Regions from separate parts of the Homo sapiens genome. Here region 1 is linked to region 2. A link is a loop called in an ENCODE intact Hi-C map of the cell type or tissue named here. Cell type or tissue: adrenal gland. All regions are shown on one strand. Each heading gives the region's core, and the rest is flanking DNA. Links, peaks and the distances in the headings are about the cores only.

Region 1 (6,417 bases), core at 2,551-5,050, 50 kb before region 2:
TAAAAACACCTTACTACACACACACGGCAGGTGTAAGATCAAAGGAGATAAAAATGCAAATGAAAGCATTTCATAATGAAAAATATCTATCCACATGTTGGTTGACTTTTAAAATGCCCATTATTACTATTGTTATGCATGCTGTCGAGATTATTGTTAATGGCAGGCCAAAATTTTCTGTTTCATAAGTGGAAGAGTGAGTCCTCAGAGGGAAATATTCAAAATTGATTAAAAGGTTATTTGCAGTTGCTATTAATGATGTTCTCTAATCCTCTCATTTTCCCATTTGCTGCCCAGTTTCGAATGAAGCTGATCCTAATTAGAGATTCCATTTGTAGGAAAAATAACTTGTGTGTGCATTCAGTATGTAAATTAAAAGTGGCTTTTAGTAGTTAGGGAGATAATAACTAAACCAGTGTGATAAACTTCTGAGATTTTCGCCTGTGGCTGCCCAGGTGAATTGAGCAGTTAATTTAGATTAAAGATGAGAAAAGATGCTCAGCCATTCTTACTGGGGGATAAAGAGGACTTCATTTTGTGTTCTGTTCGGGTGGGACTAGAATTATTCGGAATGACTGGCTATCCTGAAGATATCCACGCACCCCTCTACTTCACCGATGTAGGTACAGTATTTGCATCATGAAAATAGGTAATGCTTAAGGTAAAACAAACAAACAAAAATTAGCGTAGACTTCTTTTTCTCAAAGCCAGTGTTGGGTTATAGGAAAGAATATATTAGCAAAACCTAGTCATAAGTTATAAAGGAACCATGTTGGATGCAAAGTGTGTAATTGTCTGCCATAGGTGGTGCAAATTCACCACTCATTCCCCACACAGTATGTTCATACGTCATCCCTTTAACAGGTTAAGGCAAGGAAGAGAACCAGGTTTGACCAGCGAATCTTTGTGGCAGGATCCTCCTTGAAATGCCCTAGAATCGATGGAGCAAATATGAGGATCTATATCAGCAAGCATCTCACTTAAGTGCTTAAATTTGCTGAAAATGTATCCCGTGGCTTCAGGGATGCCTGTCACTGCCTCTGGGTTGGGATCCATTCTGGTTTCCTTTATGAGACATAAATTGCTGATGCTTGCCACTTTGTATTCACAGTTGAGGTGCATGAATCCTAAGTTAAATATTTATATTTTTTGTTTCCTATGCCTTATGTATCTGAGTTTTGTTCATATCTACCTGTATTTTATATTTAGAAATATGCAGACAGTAGAAGTAAAATATCACACATTGAGTTTCTCCTCCTCCTACATGCATGTGCGTGCAAAGACACATGCTTTTATTTTTATTTATTTATTTTTTTGAGACAGAGTCTCACTCTCTTGCCTAGACTGGAGTGCAGTGGCAGGATCTCAGCTCATTCCAACCTCCACCTTCTGGGTTCAAGTGATTCTCCTGCCTCAGCCTCCTGAGTAGCTGGGATTACAGGCGCCCGCCACCATGCCCAGCTAATTATTGTATTTTTGGTAGAGAAGAGTTTTCACTATGTTGGCCAGGCTGGTCTCGAACTCCCAACCTCAGGTGATTTGCCCGCCTCGGCCTCCCAAAGTGCTGGGATTACAGGCATGAGCCACCGTGCCTAGCCTACATGGCTTTTAATACGTTTAAAATAACCTAGAAAATTTAAATGTAAGTAACATTGAATGTATTAAAGGAGAAAATAAGCCAAAAATGGAAAAGTTGAATGGGGTACCCTTTGTGGAAGGGAGGACATGGCTATTCTATCCTTTTCTCGTTGGTGATGCTGGTACTGGAGCTGGTGGTAGACAACACTGATGTGGGTTGATTCTATAACAATTTGGCTTCTTAAGCCACTTTCTTATCCTCCCACCAGTTACCTGTGTAAGTCACTGCCTAGCTAGTGTTTGCAAGGGATGAAGAAAGAAAGAATTCAATTTAGTGTAGCACATGAACAGCTACACGGGGCGATTTCAAATCATCTTCACTTTGATTCTCCTGACCTATACTGAAGAACATCACGAAACACGTTGTTTCTACTATAAGGAAGTAGTTTCAGTTGTTGTTAATTACATTAAATGATAGATGCCCTCTTTATAAAAATTCAGAATAAATTTGTTTGTTTTTAACATCAGGAATAGTAGTATTTCTTTTGAGAAATTTAAAAAATAAGCATATGATCCCAAGAGCTGTGTTCTTAAAAGTTTTAAGCCACGTCAACCACTAGAAGGCTTGAATCTAAATTTGCGACTCATTAATAGCAAATATATATGGTTTTTATGGTATATATTTTTGTGTTGTTTATTTCTTACTCTATTATATGTTGCCATTTTCTTTTTTTGTCTCACTTGCATTAGTAGTGAGGATTAAGCTTGGCTGTGGGGAATGGAAAACACAAAATACCAGTAGCTTAAATAAGAGAGAAGCTTCTTTTTCTCTCTGAGTAGGTGGTCCAAGTTTAGAATGGCAGCTCCAGAATTATTAGGAACCCAGACCTCTTATGTGTTGCACTGCCGTCCTCAACACCCAGCTTTCAACTCATGGTACAAGATGGGCTGCTGTGGCTCCAGCTATCATGTCCAACATCCAGCCAGCAGGAAGGAGAATGGGAGAGAAGAGGGACACAATTAAACCTTCTTTTAAGGGATGCTCTCTAGAAGTTGCGCATGCAACTGACATTTACATCCCATTGACCAGACCTTAGTCACCTGAGTACACCTAGCTATGAGAACAGCTGGGAAAGGTGGGCAACCATGTATTTTGGCTGAAAATGAGCAGTCTCAATACTGCAGAGGAAATGGAGATGGGCTATTAGGAGACAAGTAGCAGGCTGTGCTACATCAATTTGTAATTCAGATTATTTTATGGGTCTTTGCAAATCACTTTAAGTTCTGTCCACACTGGGGAAAGGGTGGTTATAAGTAAATGAATGAATAAATAAGTTTAAATTCCTTAGGAGGAGGATGGATCCTGTTACTCCTTCTGTTTAACGTGAGTCTGCAGAATCTCAGAACAGGCTCTCTGATGCAATGGAATTATTTAACAGTTTCTGTAGATCACAATTTGAGATGCCCAGATCACTTGCTCTCCAAAAAGACACTAGCGGTGAGCTTGAGCTACTTTCTTTATCTCTGAAAGTGCCAGTGAGCTTGAGCTACTTTCTTTAGCTCTGAAACTCTAATGAGCAATATACATCCACCTGAGCTGAATCTGCAGGTGAAGATAAACTTTCCTTGGTTTGAAGTACATTTTTGTCAATATAATATTTTAACACTGCCTCTCTCATCTAATCAGGCTGGCAGTCATGTAAGTCTTTGACTTAAAAAGGGGGAAAATGATTTCTTTTTTCTTTTTTTTTTTGAGATGGAGTTTCCCTCTTGTTGCCCAGGCTGGAGTGCAATGGTGCTATCTCGGCTCACTGCAATCTTTGCCTCCTGGGTTCAAGCGATTCTCCTGCCTCAGCCTCCCAAGTACCTGGGATTACAGGCATGCGCCACCACACCCGGCTAATTTTGTATTTTTAGTAGAGATGGAGTTTCTCCACGTTGGTCAGGTTGGTCTCGAACTCCCAACCTCAGGTGATCCGCCTGCCCCAGCCTCCCAAAGTGCTGGGATTACAGGCTTGAGCCACCGTGCCCGGCCGATTTCTCCAATACACACATTTTGTTTGGCAGACAAACACCTCTCAAAGAATGGGACTCTTAAGGTGCCTTGGAGATGGAGGGACATGACAAAAAGGATATGGGGCAGTGAAAAGTTTGGATGCTACTGGCTAGAGTTGTTTTGCTCTGAGATTTTAAAGTTAGATAGCTAGACTAGAGCAGTACTTGTCAAACATCAGTTTGCCTAGGGATGTAGTTAAAACTGCAGATGCCTGGGCTCCACACCCCAGATATTCTTCTGATTTAACAGATGGCTTGGGAACAGCGTTTTGACAAATATTGAACTAGCGGATGCTGATTGCCCAAAGTTGAACAACATTTCAAAATGGAGTAAATTAAACCTTCCTTTGAAAAAGAATATGAACAAGTCATTAAAAAATACAGGGTTTGGTTTAGATACTTTATTTGTCTAGGATGCTGAAATGTCCGGCATTTCTGTTCTCCCCGCACAATCTCTTATGAAGCTGGGCCCACAGACCCATTGCACACAACTGAATGTGAACTTACAGGTTAATGATTTGATGAGGGGCTCTTAGCACTCTCTGGCAGCTCTGGTCACCTGATATGCCAGGCACCAATGGGCATGGAGAAAACATCCTTAGTTTTCTTCTCTCCATGGCAACCAGTGCATCCTGATCCCTGTCTGTCAGTTTCCAGGCTAGCGACTCTACGTTCACCTGTGTCATAGCAACAGGAGAAAACTGCAGTTGACTTTCGCTTTCCAAATGTCTTGGAAACAGGGCTTTCAATTCTAAACCCCAACTTCCACTCTACGGTTTCCTGGTACGAAGCTGTTTGGACTCTGGGAGTTGGTGGCTTGAGAGAAACAGGAAGGGAGGGGAGATTCTGGGACATTAGTATATTCATGGCAGGTGTGTGTAAATTGGAGCTGTCAGTTTGACCAGCAGGAAATAGAAAGTATGAATCTTAGGGGAAGGGAGTGAATCACATTCACAAAGACAGCTTGAAAAATTGGCCAGGAGGCAAATGACAAGTTCTCCACTCTATATGAAATATCAAGATTAAAGGAAAATCAATTATCCTTTACCTTTGAGCGTTTTTGGGGGTTATGGTGAAATTAGGACTAGAGGGAGTAAGCAATGGTAGCCTTTAATTTTTCCTAATATTTTACTATAACAAATTTCAAACATACGGCAAATTCGAAGGAGTTTTATTGTGTAAATTTAGATTCTATCATTAACATTTTACCTGATTTATCACTTATTGTTTATCGTTGTTGTATATTCCTCTATCCTTCTATCGATACACCTTAGTTTTGGAAGTAGTTTTGATTTTAGTATTCTGATTATTCTTTCTTTCTTTCCTGTTTTAGTGTTTATTACCCTCCTTTTGTCTTCATCCACCCAAAACCATCATCTTTAATGATTACAACAAAGAACATGATAATGATAACAAAAATTTGTTAAAGCTACATTTGCTGAACATATACTATATGACAAGCACAGTACTAGCTACTTTTCTTATATTATTATCTCAATATTTTTCAGAATAGGAGGAGATATAATTATCCCTCTTTTGATAATAAGGAAACAGAATCTCAGAGATAAGTGGCTAAACCAGGATTCAAACCCAGTCTTGTCTGGTAATTTGCTTTGGCAAACAAGTTTCAGGGGATTAATGGCCCTAGGAATTTCATTTCAAAGTAGGTTAGTGAACAACTCACTAAAACCACCTTAAACCTATTATGGAGATCATTGATAAAATCATTATCTGCCTTTAGTTTATGTAAAGGAGCCTTTAGTTCAGAGTGGAATGAAAAAGCTAATCTTTGAACCATGATTATCTGTGAACAATCTGGGTATCTGCATTTCTTTGTATGAGAGTGAAGTAGGCAAAATTTTCCGCAGAAACTTATTGAACTCTTCTATGGGCCAAACATTACACATTCATTTAATTCTTTTTTTCTTTTTTTGAGACGGAGTTTCGCTTTTGTTGCCCAGGCTGGAGTGCAATGGTGCGATCTCAGCTCACCGCAACCTCCGCCTCCTGGGTTTGAGCGATTCTCCTGCCTCAGCCTCCCGAGTAGCTGGGATTACAGGCATGCGCCACCACGGCTGGCTAATTTTTGTATTTTTAGTAGAGACGGGGTTTCTCCATGTTGGTCAGGCTGGTCTCGAACTCCCGACCTCAGGTGATCTGTCCGCCTTGGCCTCCCGAAGTGCTGGGATTACAGGCATGAGCCACCATGCTTGGCCTCATTTAATTCTTAAGGCCAGTTCTCTCAGGTAGATATTATAATCTTCATTTTAAAGATCAAACAGTTAATGTTCACTGGAGCAAACAGACAGACCAATAGAACAGAGCAGAAAGTCCACATAATCCCAATACAGGGGACTTAATGATAAAAGGGATGACAGTCATCCCTTGGTATTCCTGGGGGATTGGTTCCAGGAGTCCCCTCAGATACCAAAACCCCAGGAGGCCATAAAATGGCATAGTATTTGCATATAATGTAGGCACATCCTCCGGTAAATCATCTCTAGATTACTTACAATACCTAATACAATGTAAATGCTATGTAAATAGTTGTTGTACTGTATCATTTAGGGAACAATGACAAGAAAAAAAGTCTCTACATGTTCAGTACAGACATAACCATTGCAGGCCTAGCTACATTTTCTATTCAAGGTTGGATCCAAGGATGCAGAACCTATGGTTACTGAGGCCAGCTGTACCAGTATTCAATAAGTGATATTGGGACAACCATCTAGAAAAAAATGTAAAAAAAAAAAAAAAAAAAATCTGAAGCCATATCTCACACCA
Region 2 (6,417 bases), core at 2,267-4,766:
CTGAAGGACATTTTGGTTACTTCCAAGTGTTGGCAATTACAAATAAAGCTGCTCTAAACATCCATGTGTAGGTTTTTATGTGGACATAAGTATTGTTTTCTTTTTTGTTTGTTGAAGAATACTTAGTGAACATTTTTTACAATCAATTAAGCAAAATAGACAGTTACCAAACACTGTACTATGCATGGTATGATTCCAATACAGATGACATATGCATGTGGGTGTATGTTTGCATTAAAAAAGGCTGTGTTCCAAAATGTTAGGCACTGACTTTTTTTCTTGAATTATAAGCCTTTTTTGGTTTTCCAAATTTTGCTACAATAAGTTTTCCAAATTGTCTACTTTAAAAAAAAGTGATTCTTTTACCACGAGAAAACTCCTCACAAAATGACACACTAGTGGGCACCCCAAATTCCTTTTTTTTTTTTTTTTTTGAGAATCTCGCTCTGTCGCCCAGGCTGGAGTACAGTGGTGCCATCTCGGCTCACTGCAACCTCTACCTCCTGGGTTCAAGTGATTCTCCTGCCTCAGCCTCCAGAGTAGCTGGGATTACAGGCACACGCCACCACGCCCAGCTAATTTTTGTATTTTTAGTAGAGATGGGTTTTCACCATGTTGGCCAGGCTGGTCTTGAACTCCTGACCTCAAGTGATCCGCCCACCTCAGCCTCCCAAAGTGCTGGGATTACAGGCATAAGCCACCGTGCCCGGCCCTGAATTACCTTTTAAGGGGTGACCTACATGGGTAATTTGTTCACCTTTTTGGCAACAGGAAGCCATCTTTAAATAAACTCCTGTCCAGAATTCAACATGTAAGTGAAATTAAGCAAGAGTCCCTCGGACTGGTATAAAGCTACTAAGGAATGCGAGTGCATGATGGACCCAGATTCAGAACCATAGTAGAGGGTTCCTCTTGTTTCTGTCATTTACGTTAAAGCTCAGATGCTTTTGTCTAAGCCAATGCCTTTTTCCTTGAGATGGAGCTTGGAACTCCTAATAGTGAAGTGATGCTTCCCATCAGGGAACTCTGAGGACAGGTGGATAAAAACAAAATCTCTTTGTTTGGGCGTGTGTGTTTTCTTTACGACTATGCCCCCACACACTTTAATTACCACTTAATCTGTTCCTCTGCGTGCCAGTGGGGCGCCATGCTTTCTGTGCCCACTGTTCTCAGGTGCCTGTTGCGCAGCGGCTGCCATGGTACTAGAGTCATGCACCACAGTCTTGCTGTACCTGTTTGGTGTTTGTGTGCTCCCTGCTTTGCACAGCTCTGCTTCTTATTGAGTTGTTTCCTGATGTGTTCTCGTTCTCAAGAAAGTTTTCTTCATTCTAAGAAAAAAGTGCAGATTGAAAAAATAAAAAGTTACAGCCAAAAGACAGATGTTCTTTCATGAAAAATACCTAGAGGAATTTGGAGGATGAGACAAACAAAGATTAGGTGTTCAGATGAAGCATCCGATTCAACAAACAGCTGACAAATCCTGGGCTTGTAAAGAAACAGATGATCGGCTGGGCACAGTGGTTCGTACCTGTAATCCCAGCATGATGGGAGGCCGAAGTGGGAGGGGAGACCAGCCTGGGCAAAATCCTGTGTCTACTAAAAATATAAAAATTAGCTGGGCGTGGTGTTGTGCACCTATAATCCCAGCTACTTGGGAGGCTGAGGTAGGAGAATTGCTTGAGCCCCAGAGGCAGATCATGCCACTGCACTCCAGCCTGGGAGACACAGCAAGACTCTACCTGAAAAAAAAAAAAAAGAAAAGAAAAGAAAGTAAAGAAAAGAAACATATGACTTTTGCTTTGTTTTGTTCTGATACAAAAGTGGTCCAGGGGAAGAGAGGAATGAGGACAATTGCCCTCATCTCGGCCTGATAACTTTCCAATAGGCAGAGCTGGGACCAGGGGCAGGTTTCCACTCTCCTTTCTATCACATCACACTGATTTTCAACTTATAAAATGAACTAAAACGTGGTAAACCATAGGCTGAATAGCCTTATTCTTAGATGTTAGATTTACGAAATGTTGAAATGGGTTTTTTTTGGTTTAAAGCAATCTCTGGCAGTAATGGTCATAAGAAAAATGCCCTTTTTTGTGTGTGTGTGAGGCTGTCTTGATTTTACTTTAAGGAACTGAACGAGATTTGCTCTTATAGGGCCGTCCGGACCCCTCAGCTGCTGTTTCCAGAAGTGACAAACACTGGACCTGTCTCCTGTCTCTTTTATCTTTTTTGAGGTATCTAATATTTCTCCCATCTCATTTCAACTTGCCGTTTTCTAGAGTGAGGTAATGGATAAATGGTGTCAGGAAATGCCTTCTGTTAGCCCAACGACTATGACTGCATCTTCAAAGACCAAGTGTATGACTCTAATTTTAACTTAGATCTCTGACTGGCCCCAGGAATCCAGCAAATATTGCAATTCCAAGTTGTATTGCATTTTCTACTTACTGAAACACAAGAATGAATAAACATGAAAAAAAAGTTACAGTACAAGATTCATGCATCAAAGTATTGTGCCATACTTCCTTTTTTGTTACAGTTGCTTATATCCTACAGTTCTTTGCATATAGCAGACACTAACAATGTTTTGAATTAATGACCCACAGTAATTTTAATGTTGCATTAGCACAGCAATGTAGTACCCTTGGGTTCTTGGTATAAAAATACAGCATGGGCTGGGTGTGGTGGCTGACGCCCGTAATCCCAGCACTTTGGGAGGCCAAGGTGGGCGGATCACGAGGTCAGGAGATTGAGACCATCCTGGCTAACATGGTGAAACCCCGTCTCTACTAAAAATACAAACATTAGCTGGGCGTGGTGGCAGGTGCTTGTAATCCCAACTACTTGGGAGGCTGAGGCAGGAGAATTGCTTGAACCTGGGAGGCAGAGGTTGCAGTGAGCTGAGATCACACCACTCTGCACTCCAGCCTGGGCGACAGAGCGAGACTCAGTCTCAAAAAACAAACAAACAAACAGCATGAAAAGAAAAAATATACATAGTATGGGAAGATGACAGAATGTTGCTAATTGCTGAAGTTGGCTGACAGGTACCCGGAGAATCATTTTATTATTCTCCTACTTTGGTGGATGCTAAAATGTTCCTTAATACTAAGTTAAAAATAAAACCAAACATGAATTGGTGGAGTAACAGAACACAGGTCACTGAGGGGCTAGTCCTTAGGGTCCCTACTGAGCAGGCCACATTCTCTCAAGCCTTAACTCCCTCATTCATACAACACAGTTTGGATTTGGGGTTCTTGCGGATCCTTACGGAATCCTGACATTTTCTAATTCTATTAGGAGATTCAGCTTCTTGACGTTGATTCCTCCTGCCACCTGGTGGCAGGATCTGAAAACTACTGGTGGAACACGGGTGGATCCTACGTTTTTAAAGTTAATGAAAGTGGAAGGTGTGTGTGTTGAGGGATAGAGTGGGCACTCCTTTAAGTGGCAACAAGAGCACGTGTGGTTTTGTTCTCCACTGTGTAATAGTCTTATTTGGCCCCCAACAGAGTATACGCCTTGGCCTTTTAGTATTTTCTGGAAGAACAATATCTCCCACTTGAGGATTTCCAACAGAATTAGTGGGGTTATTGTGGATATTGACTGGTACCTGGAAAATGACCATTAAGACAACTGTCTTTCTTCTTCTTTTTAAATTAGAGTCGTGGGGCTGTGATATGGGGCCCCAGATAATGTCTTAGCTCAATGTTTCTTTCCATTTATTTAGCAACTCACATTACTAAATACCTTTGCACACTTAACGCCCTACAACCACGACTGCGTTCTCATGGTAAAATCTATCCCTCTGTTGAATGTGTAAGAAAGGTGAGGGAATTGCATTGTGAGTATGTCTAGGCCGTTTACAGCTTACACATTTAATTTCTCTAGTTAGTTTTAGTTGTTAGGTGTGCTAAAAGATGAGGGTCCTGATTGAGCCCCCTTTGAAGGGACAGCCTAGTAACCAGGAGTACATTGTGCCTGGGGTTTGTTTCCCACCATTTCTTTGATCTTGCACTTTCTATGTGGCTATTAGAGGGAGGCAGAGATGGACAGAGGCATTTTTATTTTCTTCCTTTCATTCACTTTCTAAACCATATAATAACTTCTAGAACACTGGAAATTTCTAAAATGACTCCCCTATTTGTGGTATCCCTTTTCAAAGAATGTTAGCTGACACATGGTCACCTAGGAAAAAGATTACATATCCAAGCTTCCCTTGCAACTAAGTTCTGGCAACGAAATGAAAGTAGAAAGGGTGCCCTGTTGGGGGCAGCTCGGGGAATGTTCCGCCAGGGATGGCTGGCAGGTGCACTTGTTCCTTTTTGTCATTTCCTCTGTCTTGCTGCCCAGTGTGAGGATGGTTCCAACTGGACCATGGATACAAGGCCCACATCCTTGTGATGTCAGGGTGCTGAGTTGGGAGGAACTTGGGTCCCTGGAAGCCTTGAGCAGGAGGCTCACCCCGGCTCTGTACCATCCACCTCAACTTTATTGGGATGAAACTAACTTTTCTCTTGTTACTTTTGGTTTTTGCTTTTATTTTGCACCAAATGATACAGTATTTAGTAGGCAGGAGACACTGTGTAAAACTCTTGTCTGGGCGTGGTGGCTTATGCCTGTAATCCCAGCACATTGGGAGGCCAAGGCGGGCGGATGATGAGGTCAGGTGTTCGAGACCAGCCTGGCCAATATGGTAACACCTCGTCTCTACTAAAAATACAAAAGTTAGCTGGGCGTGGTGGCGGGCACCTGTAGTCCCAGCTACTTGGGAGGCTGAGGCAGAAGAATCGCTTGAACCAGGGAAGTGGAGGTTGCAATGAGCCAAGATCGTACCAGTGCACTCCAGCCCGGGCGACAGAGCAAGACTCCGTCTCAAAACAACAACAACAACAACAACAACAACAACTCCAAGAGGCCTATGAGGTGGGTACCATGATCCACATTTTCACAGATGAGGAAACTGAGGCAAAGATAAGTAAATCACTTGACTTGGGTTGTGTAGCCAGAAATGGCTGGGGTAGAATCTCAGCCCAGACTGTCCCTCCCCAGACCATCTTGTGCCTATAGAGGAGTGATTCTTTGGGCCTGGTGAAGATCAAAAGACACAGTAGTGTGCCTAGGAATTAAATTCCGTTTGGAAATTAGAACTTAGAAAGCCTGATTTGAACTCCAGATATTAAAAGACAAAGGTATAAATTATAGAAGTGTTGAAAGTTCCAGAGAAGCTTGTGGCCACTTTTAGCTACACCTAGGCTCTGTGGTCATTTCTCAAGCCACAATAGTGGTCTTCCTGCCCTGTACGCTGGTTTTAAGTGGAATATATCCTTTGAGTAACATGGGTGGGGACTCCTGCCTCTGTGGACATGTCTTGTCATCATGGCTGGTTTGACATTCTTCAGCCTCTCCCTGGCACTGTGCTGTAATCACACAGCCTGGCTTCCATTTCTCAGTTCTTGTGGTGGGGGTTTTTCTGCTGCAGAGGTACCACCACTGTGCTAGGAGAGCCTTTCTTCACTATAGAATTTGCTCTGGCCTGGTTGCCAGAGCAAATTGCATGAGTGGTCTTGCACTCATTCAGTGGTCTTGCTTCTTGTGGGAATGGAGGCAGTACCTACCTAACAAAGTTGGGTGGCTCCATCCAGTGGCACACATAGTAAGTGCTCATTGACTATTAAGTTAATTTCATGGTTTAGTTTGCTTCTCGCTTGTTCTGGGGCATTTACAGTCGTGTTGTCCTCTGTATTTGAAATTAGACTTATCAAAATCAACATCTGTTTGGTGAATCTGATCTCTCAAAATTGTTTGGGATCATACCCCACTTCAACTCTTTTTTTACTCTTACCATCTACCAATGTCAAATGTTTTAAGGCCCTTTCTCTAAATGTTATTCTTCGACTGCATGGATTTTGCCTAGGAATGATTGCATTTTCAAAGACTGTATTTTAGAAGTCCTTGATCGTTATCTATTGGTCTTGACTCACTTGGTTCATGTAACTTTCTGGCTCAAGTCTCGGGTGTGCATAATCCTTAGTGTGAGTTAATGGGCACTAGCTAGACCATTCCCCAGAGATGTTCTTGTTTTACCTGCCTGCCTGTGTGGGTTTAGAGGCCAGGTAAGGAGCAGCAGTACCTGTGGCAAGAGACCCAGTGGGCAGCCTGGGGCTCACTGTTACCTTTCAATGCTGAGGGATCTTTGGATTGGGTGCAAGAAGTCAAGTCTCTGTATGCTGCTGTGAGTGGCTGTAACACTAGCAATGTCTATGGCTTCAGAACACTGTTAACATTCTTCCCTTGGGAACTTTGTGAGCCAGGAGGCAGAGGAAACCCATATGTATGGGAATGTCAGGGAAAGGGGAAAGAGAGGGAGTGCTGTACCCGAAGGAGAAAACTTAAAGGAAGGTTTATAATAAGAGTTTT

Evidence for each region. Peaks named below come from ENCODE experiments on the same cell type or tissue, not always from the same donor. Only the 100,000 strongest peaks of a DNase experiment are listed, where the experiment ranks them.
Region 1: it touches region 2 in a loop (7-fold over the local background); 28 of 110 quality-filtered maps call a loop at or near these places.

The regions. Positions count from the first base shown.
Region 1 is chr9:84,261,958-84,268,374 of GRCh38, forward strand. No RefSeq gene overlaps it. Among named protein-coding and RNA genes, the nearest start is that of SLC28A3-AS1, 13 kb to the right of the region's middle. In adrenal gland, for the core only: no CTCF peak of the experiment used is centred there; DNase peaks (open chromatin) are centred at 4,024 and 4,424.
Region 2 is chr9:84,312,127-84,318,543 of GRCh38, forward strand. SLC28A3 (solute carrier family 28 member 3) reads right to left here. Exons shown (of 18, transcript NM_001199633.2): 2 at 1,233-1,328. Among named protein-coding and RNA genes, the nearest start is that of SLC28A3, 25 kb to the right of the region's middle. In adrenal gland, for the core only: a CTCF peak has its summit at 3,346 (motif pointing left); a DNase peak (open chromatin) is centred at 3,268.